3 separate regions of the Mus musculus genome follow, and all the other regions are linked to region 1. Evidence: chromatin loops called from intact Hi-C (ENCODE). Cell type or tissue: left cerebral cortex. All regions are shown on one strand. Links, peaks and the distances in the headings refer to the core of each region. The heading gives the core; the rest is flanking DNA.

Region 1 (4,376 bases), core at 822-3,321:
AGATCTACTTGCCTCTGCCTCCGCCCTTCTGAGTGCTAGGATCAACGATGTGAGCCCCCATGCCTGGCCCAGTTCTTGTTTTTCCGGCAACACTCTTTTGCATTCCAGTAATCTTTTGCACTCCAAAGATCCTGTAGCTGTTTGGTTTACCTACCAAGCTTCACCTGCGCACATTTTCTTCAGCTAGTGTCTATTCTATATTTTAAAATCTATAGCAATTTGGCTACTGTGACTTCATATCTAGAATAGTAAATTTTCTGAAATATAAAATTCATCTGAATCAATGTGTCATTTGCTTAATAAATTTGAAATCTTTGTGGGAAAAGAAGAGAGAGGGCAGTATCTATGTTAATTTTGAATTTTCAGAGTCTTTCAATGCAGTATTCCTCAGTCTGTATTACTATCCCTTTCCTGAATACTAATGTTTGTGGTTTTGTTCACTAATGGCTGTGGGCATAATTATATACTCTTTTTGCAACCCTGAGGATGGAGCTCAGAGCCTCCTGCATCCTGAGATAACACTCCACATGAGAGGAAAGCCCCAGCCCATAACTAACAATAGACAATCCCAGAGAGAAAATTATCTTTAATGTTACGAAGAAAAGAAACAAATACCGAGCTTTTCCAATTCCTCCCACAACAGTTATCCTGCTTGTATCTTTGCTCAAGGACCTACACGTGGTATCTCTGGGAATAGAAGCCAAGTTTAAACTAGAGTGTGGTAGATGCACGTCTTTGTGAAACTAACCAATCTTGAACCATCTTTCATCTTATTTGACATGTACTTTAATTTAAATCGAACCCATTTTAAAACTTTTTTAAATTTTTGTTGTTTTTCAAGACAGGGCTTCTCTGTATAGCTCTAGTTGTCCTGGAACTTACTCTGTAGATCAGGCTAGCCTTGAACTCAGAAATCCACCTGCCTCTGCATCCCAAGTGCTGGGATTAAAGGCATGCGCCACCACTGACCGGCCAAATTGAACCCATTTTATTTCTTGTTCTAATCCTGAAATAAAACTTTCACATGGTCTCTTTTTTTCCCTTCCTTCCTTTCCTTCCTTCCTTTCTTCCTTCCTTCTTTCCTTTCCTGAAACAGGGTTTCTCTGTGCAGTTTTGGCTGTCCTGGAACTTGCTCTACAGACTAGGATGGCTGTCCTGGAACTTGCTCTATAGACTAGGATGGCTGTCCTGGAACTTGCTCTATAGACTAGACTGGCTGTCCTGGAACTTGCTCTATAGACGCTGGCCTGCCTCTGTCTCCTGACTGCTGAGATTTAAAGCGTGCACCACCACCAATGCCCGGCTTCACACGAACTTTTAATTTAAGTTATCAGAGCTTCTTAGCTAGCACTGTGGTCATCAAAGGCTAAACTTGGATCCTATCCAAAACAGCAGCTGGAGGGACATCCCCCGCCCCCAGACCCTAGTCCTCTGCCTGGGCTCTTTCAACGCTGTGTATTGTGACTTGCATAGATCTTTTGGCAGTAATTGTTTTTTTGTTTTTGTTTTACTAGAACTTCAGTCATTATTAAAAATGCCACGGAAGCACAGTGAGGATGCCCTTGACACACATTCTATTTTCTGGGAAAAGATTGCTACTAAAGTAATTGAGCTGGGAAGCTGAGATAAATTGCTCTCTGCGGGTTCCGCAGTGGTTCAAAGTACCGCAGTTGACTGGAATAATCATTCTAAGCAGTTTTCCTTCCTTCCGCCAGTTTGCAAGATAACTACAATCCTAGCACAGCATTCACCGGTTATTTGCAAGCTAGATGTGAGGCAAACACAGCTGGAATGAATCTGAATCCTAACCAAAGGTGCACCCCATTTCCGGAGGAAAATTCTGGAGACTCCCTCAGGGTCCAGCAAGGAAGCATTTATTTGGCGCAGCGCTCCCAGCGCCCGCAGCTGGCTGGAGCCGGTGGTGACATCACGAGCCCGGGCAGGCCACGTGACCCACGGCTTCTCCTCCCCCCTGCCTCCTAGCGTCGCCGCGGTCTTCGAGCCCAGTGTCCCGTCGCAGCGGCCACTCGGAGCTCTCGGTACAGTGCAGAGCCAAGGGTCGGGCGAGCGGTCCGAGGGTCGGGGCGGCCAAGGAGAGGGGCAGGAGCAGCGGACCCAAGACGAAGCGAGCGACGCTCTCACAAACTTCCACGAGCGCCGGAGCTATGAAGATGGTCGCTCCCTGGACTCGGTTCTACTCCCACAGCTGCTGTTTGTGCTGCCATGTCCGCACCGGCACCATCCTGCTGGGCGTCTGGTACCTGGTGAGCGCGCCCTGGCGTCGAGGGAGCCCCCGGGGTCCCCACGCGCGCCGCTCACCCCGCGCCACTAAGTCGCTTCTAGGTCGGCGTCGGTCTGGGGGCCGCCCGCGATCATCCGCCTAAAGTTGTATTATTAGAAAGTTAATTCTCGGGGAGAGCCGGGCTGCAGTGGCGGGGGCATGTGGGGCCGGGCGGGGGGGGGTGGGGCACCGGGCCCTGCGAGGTGCGGGCCGGGCATGTTCACCCCCGGGACGCACCACGGCTACACAGCGTTCGCCCTCGCGAGTTCGCGTCCGAGCAGAAACGGTTGGGAAATTCTTGTTCCTCTCGAGAGGATTTTCCTGCGTACGCCTGTTTAAAGCTCTTACACAGGGAAGGTACCCAAGTGTGCCTGTGTTCCAGTTGGCTTGGAGAAGCCATCTTAACAACCACTCAGGTTCCTGCCCGAGGACAGGTGATCCCTCTGAATAGGCACGGCGGGCAAATTTAGTTTTCTTTAAAAATGGCCTTCAGGTTGGCGCTCACATTTGTGTCAAGAACAAACATGTGATTCTCTGGGGCAGCGAGTTAGCTTGATGGATTCTTGCCCTGTGGCGCTGGCTGCCCTTGGTTGGTGGTTGGCAGCCTTGGACTGAGTCGGATTCCTCAATATTTTGGATTTTGTGACATCATTTTAGAGAGATCCGAGCTACTTGCTGCAGAACAACGAAATGTAGTTGAAAGTGGTAGTTAAGTGGCATATAAAACTTTTTAGTTAGAACATATTCTTAGCTCCCTTTGATAGTTTAAAAAGATATTCAGTATTGAATTGTAAACTGCCTTGTGCCATTTTAAACAATGCATTCCCCTTCCACGTGATGTTACAGTTCTATTTATAGTCTCAAGTTTTCTTTAGTTGGGTCCATTATGGCCGCATAATAGAATTTTTTAGTCTTAAAAGCTTTCCAACAGACCTTTGGTATATGTGGGTTCTGGCTGTTCAGTGTGAATGCAAATTGAACATTAATGTATTGGCTCAGCCCTGACTTTTCTTAAAGCCAAGGAATTTACAGGAATTTAAAACCATAGTTGGAGTGTGGAAAGTGGCCTCAGGAAGTGCTTTTATCGATGGCCAGTCAGGGCAGAAGGTGGGCTGCAAATGTCTGTGTCCTCCTTGGAAGTGTTCAGATCTGCAGGCTTGCAAGGGCTTCAGTGGATGCAGTTGGTAAAATCTAGGGCATTGCATTAGGCAAATGTACTACATGATCTACGGGAGATATAAATCTACTTTAGTCTTGTTGGCAGTCATCCAACCATGCTGTATTGGTGTGTCAAAAGCAGACTTCCCCCTCCGTAGGCTTCCTTTCCTGTAAGAGCCTGCCCTTTGTGAGGCATACGCTTCCAAGGAGACCAGAAAAGCTTAGGTACTCACCACATCTATATAGAAATCTTTTCTATTCCTATTGAAAATTTCTTGTTCACTAGTTGAGTTCCCTTATAGTTTTAAATACAAATCTGTTATCTAAGACCTTAATTTCCATTTAAAAAGGTCAACATGGTGAGGGCCTAAGGCCTAAGGAAAAATGAGGTACCTACCTACCTCTCCTTCCTACAAGCACCCCCCCCCCATCTTCTCACCCTGTCTCACCTGCCACGTGGTCATGTATAAAAAGAGTTTTCAGTGTAGACTGAGCCCCAACACAGCGTACTACATGATCTACGGGAGAGAAATACTTGAGCCCTGTAGTTGTCAGGTATCCAACCATGCTATATTGGTGTGTCAAAAGCAGACCGCTCCAAATGAAAATTTTGTGTTTCGTATCCCTGCTTACTGACTAGGGCTTACTAGTATTACCCTTTTACTAACTAACTAGGTCCTGCATGCTATGTACTGTGTTCAGTAAGCTAAATTTAATTTTCTAGGGATGAAATTAGAGGCTAAGAGCTTGTGGTTTATTTACAGTCCTTGGTTACAGCTCATGTGATAATCCGTATTTCTTTAAGCCTTTAAAAAGTTGTTGTTTTGCCTTGACTATCAAAGGTTTTCAGGAATAAAACATTGATTTGGCTACTAGAGTTTTCCCTCTAATAAATTCCATTCACATATGTGAGATCCACTTGTTACTTGTACAGTTC
Region 2 (4,376 bases), core at 608-3,107, 200 kb before region 1:
TAAGAGAACAGGAAATGAGTTAACTAACCACTTATCTAGCTTCTGTAAATTGCTTGCACCATAGAAGGAAAGATTATACACTGAAACTTTGATTCAAGGCCCCAGCTCCCTCCCCCACCCCCCCCACCCCCCCCCCGCCCAGGAACCCAAGCAAATTCGGACCTCCTAGGCTAAAGGAAACTGATTGGCCCTCGGAGCGTGGACTTGATGATTTAAAATGATTGGCCTAGAAACTATGGAGTGGTACAAATCGATTGACCCACACTGCACGAGCTCTTGATGCTGTGACATGATTGGTTTGTGAAGCACGGGCTTTGTTGTAACTCCATAAAAGCTATCCCAATTCTGCACTCGTGGTCCTTGGTCCTCTACCCCTGCTGATGTACGACTGTGGGCCCCAGAGTATGCCTGGAATAAAAACTCCTCTTGTGGTTTGCATCAAGGTCGTTTCTTGTGAGTGATTTAGGTTGTCGCCTCTCCTGAGTCAGAACATGGGGGAGTCCTCATTTTGTGGGTCTTTCAGAAGGAAGAGGACAAAGATGAGCTAGAGGGTCATAGAGCAACCAGTAATCCAGGCAGTACAAAGCTATTAAACTATAGACCCATAAGTCCATATTATTCTTTAAATTGTTAAAACAGAGCCAGGCAGTGGTGGCACACACCTTTAATCCCAGCACTTGGGAGGCAGAGGCTGGCGGATTTCTGAGTTCGAGACCAGCCTGGTCTACAGAATGAGTCCCAGGACAGCCAGGGCTACACAGAGAAATCCTGTCTCAAAAAAAAAAAAAAGTGTTAAAACAGGGCTAGGAAAGCAACACAGGAAAGTCCTACGATCAACTTCCTAAACCACAAAGGAGCTCAACTGATAAAGACGCTTGCTGCCTTGACCATCTGAGTTTGATCTCTAGAACCCACACAGTGAGTAGAAAACCAACTCCCAGAAGGCACCCTCTGGCCTCACTCATGTGCCCATAAACAGACATCAACACATGTGCCCATACACAGACCTCACACATGTTCCCATACACAGCCCTCACACAAAGTTTAAAAATATTTAAATGCTTCCTTTTCTTAAAGATTTATTTATTTATTTATTTATTTATTATATGTAAGTACACTGTAGCTGTCTTCAGACACTCCCAGAAGAGGGCATCAGATTTTGTTATGGATGGTTGTGAGGCACCATGTGGTTGCTGGGAGTTGAACTCAGGACCTTCAGAAGAGCAGTCAGTGCTCTTAACCACTGAGCCATCTCACCAGCTCCTATTTAAATGCTTCTAAATGCTACTTTAAAAGTGGTTTGGAGCCAGGCGTGGTGGCAACGCCTTTAATCCCAGCACTTGGGAGGCAGAGGCAGGTGGATTTCTGAGTTCGAGGCCAGCCTGGACTACAAAGTGAGCTCCAGGACAGCCAGGGCTATACAGAAAAACCCTGTCTCAAAAAACCAAAATAAATAAATAAATAAATAAATAAATAAATAAATAAATAAATAAATAAGTGGTTTGGATAGCTAATTAAGTTAAAATCATTTTCTTCTTGTTATGTTTTAATGCATTTTTCACTCTGTCATGTATACTATACGTTATATCTATAAGACAAAGTTTAATGTTCACACCTTTTGTCAAGTGATAGCAATCGAGGAATCTATCCTCGGGGGATAATATAAGCCATGAATTGATCTGATGTTACATTATTATTATTTACAGTAGAGGGGGAGGGAGAGAGAGACAGAGAGGGAAGAGGGAGAGAGGAAGGAAGAGAGACAGAGAAGGGGAGGGCGAAAGGAAGGGAAGGACGGAGAGGAGGGACAGAAAAGAAGAAGTGGGAAATAGAGAGTGGGGAGGGAGGGAGAGACACAGAGAGAGAGACTGAGACAGAGACAGAATATTTGCTTATGGCCATTTCCTGGATCCTTTAAAGAGCACAGAAGTTTCTAACTGCAATGTAGAAAAATGCCACTGAGTGGCAGCAAGGAGCTGGACCAGTGGTTCCCTTCAAGGCTGACTTGCAAACCTTAGAGCCCAATGCTGGTGAATGTTCACTAAGGGTCTTTTTCACAGTGATTTCAAAACAACAACAAAGGTCTTAACTCCAAACTTCTTTTAGGGGCTTGGCCTACAAGTAAAAGTGTCTGACCTCTTGTGTTCAAATTCTGGAGCCCACAGTGAAAGACCATCAGTTCCTGAAGGTTATCCTCTGACTTCAGCTCAGGAGCCCTCAGGTACAGCATGTACACACACACACACTCACACACACACAACACTCAACACACACATGTACACACACAAAATATCAAAATTAAAGTATTTTAAAACTAACAATATAAAAAGACCTATTAGTTTGGGATGTCTAAAGAATCAACATTAGTGCAAACCAGAATCACTTTGCTAGATAGTAACTAGATCAAGGAAAGATAGGTAGATAATTGATGGATGGATGGATGGATGGATGGATGGATGGATGGATGGATGGGCAGGCAAACACATGCATTCATAGTAGATAGATTTGGTAAAGAACTGACTCACATAACTATAATAGCTTGAAAGTCCCATGAGTCACAGAGACCAAGGATTCCAAAGTTCCTTGCCTGAGAGCCAGGACAGCTGTTGGTATAAGCTCCAAAGTTCATGTGTGAAAGCAAGATTAGCTAAGTGTCCTGACTGGAAGACATAGACAAAACTCACCTCCTGTCCCATCATGCTTGTTCTAATCAAGTCTCTGGTGACTTAGGTGAGGCTCCTGTTAGAGCATTCTGGCTTCCATTCCACTGGTTTAAATGCATAACTCCATACACATGTTAATGTGGAACCAGTGGCCCAGTCAATCTCACACATAAGCAAGAGCATCTAGGCATAGCAAAGTCTAAGTGCAGAGAGAGCTTCAGGGCCACTTCCATACACTGTACCCTATTAGTAGTAAGATCTGTATTGACATGAAAGAAGATGTGTTACATCCTAATTTAAGTGTGTGGGGAGGGAGGTAGAGGCAGATTACAAAGTACTAACATGCAAAGTCAATTGATTTTTAATAATTTAACATATTTTTATATATTAAAAGTACAGAGGGACTCAGCGGGTAAGAGCACTGACTGCTCGGGCTGGTGAGATGGCTCAGTGGGTAAGAGCACCCGACTGCTCTTCCGAAGGTCCAGAGTTCAAATCCCAGCAACCACATGGTGGCTCACAGCCATCTGTAATAAGATCTGACTCCCTCTTCTGGTGTGTCTGAAGACAGCTACAGTGTACTTACATATAATAATAAATAAATCTTTAAAAAAAAAAAAAAGAGCACTGACTGCTCTTCAGAAGGTCCTTAGTTCAAATCCCAGCAACCACATGATGGCTCACAAACACACATAATGAGATCTGACGCCCTCTTCTGTTGCATCTGAAGACAAATACAGTGTACTTATTTATAATAATAAATAAATCTTTGGGCCAGAACAAGCAGGGGCTGAGCAAGCAGAGTTGACCAGAGAGAACAGGGCTGACCAGAGCGAGCAGAAGTCTTAAAAAGTTCAATTCCCAACAACCACATAAAAGCTCACAACCATCTGTACAGCTACAATGAATTCATATACATAAAATAAATAAATAAATCTTTAAAAAAAAGTACAGGACACTGATTTGGGTGGCTCACACCTTTAATCACAGAACTCAGAAGGCTGAAGGAGGGGAATCTCTTTGAGTTCCAGGAAGCCAGGATTAGCTAGTGAGGCTGTCTAAAATAAATAATACCACTTAACCATGTTATTGTGAAGATTTCATGGGGTCTCCAGGAAAGGGCCCAAGAACAGTATCTGACATACTGACATATAGTATAGCAAGCTCTCAGTAGCTTTTAGCTACCAATAGTATGTAATCTCATTGCCTTTTATTTATTATTTCAAAATAGGGTTTCTCTGTATACTAGCCCTGGCTTTCCTAGACTCACTTTGTAGACCAGGCTAGCCTCAAACTCACAGAAATTCCCCTGCCTCTGTTGAGATTAAAGGTATGCACTACCATGCTTAACCTCTCATTACCTTTTAAAAGTAACATATATAAGTATGTATGAATGTATGTATGTATGTATTTGAACATGAGAACTCTCTAGGAAAAAATATGGAATTGTTTTGAGATCTGGTTAATATAGTAGCACACAGTTTTGTGATCATTTCAGAGGAAATTCTGATGGTGATGCTGTACATTCAGACGCTAAGCACAGGTACGGAACAATGACTTACATGTCTCTAAGAAAAAAATAAAGTCCAGAAAGTAACTGCTTTGATAGCATGGGGACCTGAGTTATAATCCCATCACCTGTGTTAGAGCCAGATGCAGTGATGCACATCTGTAGCCCAGCAACACACACACACACACACACACACACACACA
Region 3 (4,376 bases), core at 608-3,107, 210 kb after region 1:
AAAGTACATTGTATTCATGTTTCAATTTACTAAGTTTAAAATGTGTAAGTTACTTAAAAACTAGAAAAGGGTATAATAGACATAAAAAAGCCAATGCTGGCCTGGAGATATGGTTCACTGAAAGCTTGTACTGCTCTTAAGAAAGTTCAGTTTCCAGCATTCACATCAGCCACCTCACAACACCAGGAGAATCTCGTGTCAGCAACAAGTATATACTCCATTTTAATCAAACGAAGGCAAAGAATAATAGGAAGGTGGAGTGGAGGGTCAGAAACCTAAAAAAGTAAGCCCTCTTAAACCACCTACTATACAGTGAATACTACATAAGGGCTGCTGATAATATTACCCAAAAAATAAATACTTCAGTGCCAAGTTAAAGGATACAAATTGTTAAGATTTGAAAGTTCCACAGAACCTTGAGCTTAGAATGTGGCCCCACATACCAACAGTGCTCCAAAGTGCTTATGAGAAATGAACTTGAAGCTCCAGCCTGGACCCACTGAGTCTGAGCTTGTAATTTAGTAATGAATGTCTACGCTGCCACTATGAATCGACTGGCAAAGGTTTAAAATAAGACCAAACATTCCAAACTCTGCCACTAAGTATAGACACCTACATAAAAGGCTGAAGAGGTGTACAATTGCCATAGAAAAATCAAGGAGCGTATACTACACAAGCTTCTTCAGCTTACTTAAAATACTTGTTAGGTTCGAGTTAAAATAGTTAATCAAGAATGAACGTGTTCAGAAAATTGGACCCTGCCAAATAGGTGATTTCATGATACCATCACCTCCATAATCCAGCCAGAATTTTTCTAAACTAAAACAGGCACATGAAGCGGAGTGTTAACACTTCAAACCTTGAAAAATTCGGGATCGGGCTTCCCCCAGTCTGCGTGTATCATTTGTATACCTCCTGTCACACAACGTGCCTCAAAGGTACATTTACAAAAAACACACACAAAGCAAGGTCCAAACATCAGAAAGCAACCATCATTATTCTTCTTCCCAATGCTGGATACTGCACAGTGAATTTACAATAGGCTGCACACATCCAGGTTCCCTCCATTACCTCAAAGCTGGACAGTTGTTGGCAAGGATAACCAACTTCGCTTTGCCTTGTCTGATCATCTTCAGAGTCTGCTTGTAGCCCAGCACGTACTTCCCACTTTTCATAACAAGTTGGAGCCTAGAGTTGATCGACTCCAGAGACTTTTTCTACAATGCAAACGTTTGAGACTTGAACACCACTTGCAGTCATCTAAAACCAAACTCAGTTCCAGATTTCTGGAACTGAACCCTTTCATGATGTCTGAGACCATACAAAGAGCCTCTCGGATTCACTTTGAGACCCTGAAACGTCAGCGACAAGTCGTCCACCCAGTGTGCTCAAATCTATCCGCCCCGGCCCGACCCAGCTCTCCACGTGAACCGGCTTCCGGGCCCGATCGGCTTCACTCACCGTCTTCTTTGCGGCCACCATCTTCCTGCCTTAGGTGCGGGACAACCCCCAACCTAGCATACACAGAGGACAGAAGAGAGGATTATAATCCAGAGCGTCAAACACCAGCTAGCGGAGCTCCCCGAGCCGCCTAATCGTTTACCCCGCAGAGCTCACTCACCAACACCAGCCGCCAAGATGGCCGGGGAGCGAGAAAGGAAGGAGCTCCCACAATGCAAAGCTCTTCTAGGCCGACAGAGGATTGTGGGACCGGAAGCGGAAGAGAAGCCGGTCCGGGTCACAAGCAGAACAGCGCTTGCGAGAGTAGTCTGCGGTAGTTGGTTGCTATGGGGACCGGGTTACAACGCAGGCTGGGCTGCTGCGGCGTCTGGGCTCCGGCCTTCGGTTCTGGGCGTTTGTTCTGCTGCAGCGGGCTGACACCGCGGAGAGCCGGAGCTCGATGGGAGCTGACGACGAGGCCCAGGGCTCCGTGGCGAGGCGGCAGCGACCTGGCCTCTCCTGGGCTGGTCTCCGCCTGACGTTGTCTTGGGCGTGCTCCGGAAGGACCCCGGGCCGCCGGTTTACCCCGTGACTGCTCACCAGGAGCGGAGGCATCTCTGTCCACCCGCCGCTGATCTTCCTGTTTGCCGCTCCGTAGGACACACACCCCTTTTGCGGCGGTTTTATACCGTGTACTTGGGAGCCTACTTTGCACAGGGACCACAATTGAAAAAAAAAAAAAAAAAACCTGGTGAAGTGGCTGACGGGTAAATGCGCTTGTCGCTAAGTAGACGAATGAGTTCCAAACCCACGTGGTGGGAGGGGAGCGCCAAGTCCAGCAGGTTTTTCTTTGGCCTGCGCTTGAATGCTCACATACGTATACAGAAGTAAAGAAATAGTCGCAATACGAATAATTTAAAAAATCATTTTGCTACGAAACTTGGGCCGTTGTATAAATGTAGCATTCAAGGAAAAAAAAAAAAAACCTTGAAAGCCTCTACTATTTACGCACTAGCACCAACGAAAACCCAGGGCTGTTGAGATTGTTCAGTCAGTAAAGTGTGCTTGCCTTGCAAGCGTGGGGACCTGCATTTTATGCCTAAACCTCTCTGTCAATCCCCAGCCCCCAAAAGTCTGGCATGGTTGTGCACACTTGTAACTCCATTTGTGGAACAGATTCCCCAAGGCTGGCTAGCCAGCCAACCTAGTCTAACCTGTCAGCTCCAGGTCTCAAAGATCTTGTGAAAAATAAGGTGGACAACTACCGAGTAAGTACCCAGAAGTTGACCTGTGACCTCTGCCCAACTGCACAAGCACCTGTGCCACCAAATTTATATAAGCATGAAAAAGGAAACCCAGGGTAGTAGGTAAGCTGTATGGTGAGTTACTTTGCCCTGGAGGTTAGGAAAGGGAAGAACAACCCTGCCTCCCCTTAATTAAAATAACTTTAAAAACATCCATGAGTCATGCGGGTCGAGATGATCTATACCTATAATCCCACCCGGAGCTGGCAATCTCTGTGAGTTGATCTTTTGGAAAAAGAAAAAAAACGGAAACTAAAACATATTACTTAGCCAACACACACACTCTATGAGATAGTAACTGTGTTATTCTCACATTTTTACAGCTAGTGTATTACAGAAGTATGAATAGAACCAGGCCTGCAAATTAGGGTTTTTTGGTTTTTGTTTGTTTTGGTTGAGTCTTTTGAGACAGGATTTCTCTGTCTGTCCTGGAACTCACTCTGTAGACCAGGCTGGCCTCGAACTCAGAAAATCCAGAAATTTTACATTAAAATTTATTCAACTGTTGTGGCCCATTTTAATGTGAATTTGACCAAACGGTAGTGTTCAATTACCATACTCTTTGCTTTAACATTTAGGCATAAAGTACTTAGGATGGTACAAATCCAGCTAATTGTCTTCTATTAATCCAGTTTTGTAAACATAGTAAACTTTAAATGAACTTTAACAAATAGCTCATATGATTTAAATTCAAAGCAATAAGCCTAGATTGGAGTTGTGACATTGCTGTTTAACATGCTACCCTTACCCCACCCACCCCCCTTTTTTTAATCCTGTGCTTTGCTGACCTGTTTGGGATTTTTTTTTTTTTTTTTTTTTTTTTTGGTTTGGTTTTTCGAGACAGGGTTTCTCTGTATAGCCTTGGCTGTCCTGGAACTCACTTTGTAGACCAGGCTGGCCTTGAACTCAGAAATCTGCCTGCCTCTGCCTTCTGAGTACTGGGATTAAAGGCATGCGCCACCACGCCTGGAGATTTTTTTTTTTTTTAAAGATTTTGTTTTATTTATATGAGTACACTGTAGCTGTCTTCAGACACACCAGAAGAGGCCATCAGATCCCATTACAGATGGTTGTGAGCCACCATTTGGTTGCTGGGCATTGAACTCAGGACCTCTGGAAGAGAAGTCAGTGCTCTTAATCGCTGAACCATCTCTCCAGCCCTCTGCTGACCTGTTTTGTTTGTGATTGTCCTCTGATTATGAAATGGAATGTCTGCTTAAGAGCACTGTGCAATACAGTTCTCTTCAGGTGCAGCTTGGGAGTGTTGAGGGCCTCCTGTTCATACTAGACATTCAAGTATGAATCTTCTGCCTGCCTTCCCCCACTCTCAAATATTTCTGGTAGACACTTAAAATGAACCATACTGTACCCTCAGAATTAATGTCATACTAAGTAAGATACAGTGTAAGTCTTAGTGCTGTGTGAAGAAATTGTTATGGACATTATAAGTATTAATTCGAAAGGGTGCCATGTAGCAGGCTCTGGGTTTTGCTGCTCCTGTAAGGTGCTTTCAGAAGTGCTGGTGATGTATCTCACTTGGTAGACGTTTGGCTGTCGTGCACAAAGTCCTGGATTTAACCCCAGTACCACCAAAAGCTGGGAATAATAATGCATGGTGTGTAACTCCAACAC

What was found. A loop is a pair of places that touch in the nucleus more often than their neighbours do. Peaks named below come from ENCODE experiments on the same cell type or tissue, not always from the same donor. Only the 100,000 strongest peaks of a DNase experiment are listed, where the experiment ranks them.
Region 2: a loop joins it to region 1, with 2.9 times the contacts of the local background. A loop is called at or near these places in 8 of 42 quality-filtered maps.
Region 3: a loop joins it to region 1, with 6 times the contacts of the local background. A loop is called at or near these places in 8 of 42 quality-filtered maps.

Annotation. Positions count from the first base shown.
Region 1 is chr15:34,236,159-34,240,534 of GRCm38, forward strand. Laptm4b (lysosomal-associated protein transmembrane 4B) reads left to right here and starts at 1,868. Exons shown (of 7, transcript NM_033521.3): 1 at 1,868-2,264. The coding sequence starts at 2,166. In left cerebral cortex, for the core only: a CTCF peak has its summit at 1,899; DNase peaks (open chromatin) are centred at 1,915 and 2,693; H3K4me3 peaks cover 2,034 bases; H3K27ac peaks cover 982 bases.
Region 2 is chr15:34,041,346-34,045,721 of GRCm38, forward strand. No RefSeq gene overlaps it. Among named protein-coding and RNA genes, the nearest start is that of Gm41290, 5.8 kb to the left of the region's middle. In left cerebral cortex, for the core only: a CTCF peak has its summit at 1,961; DNase peaks (open chromatin) are centred at 1,966 and 2,696.
Region 3 is chr15:34,441,564-34,445,939 of GRCm38, forward strand. It overlaps Rpl30 (ribosomal protein L30), which reads right to left and starts at 1,713. Exons shown (of 5, transcript NM_001163485.1): 1 at 1,622-1,713; 2 at 1,462-1,514; 3 at 1,072-1,217. The coding sequence starts at 1,482. In left cerebral cortex, for the core only: a CTCF peak has its summit at 1,706; DNase peaks (open chromatin) are centred at 1,739 and 1,995; H3K4me3 peaks cover 2,108 bases; H3K27ac peaks cover 1,695 bases.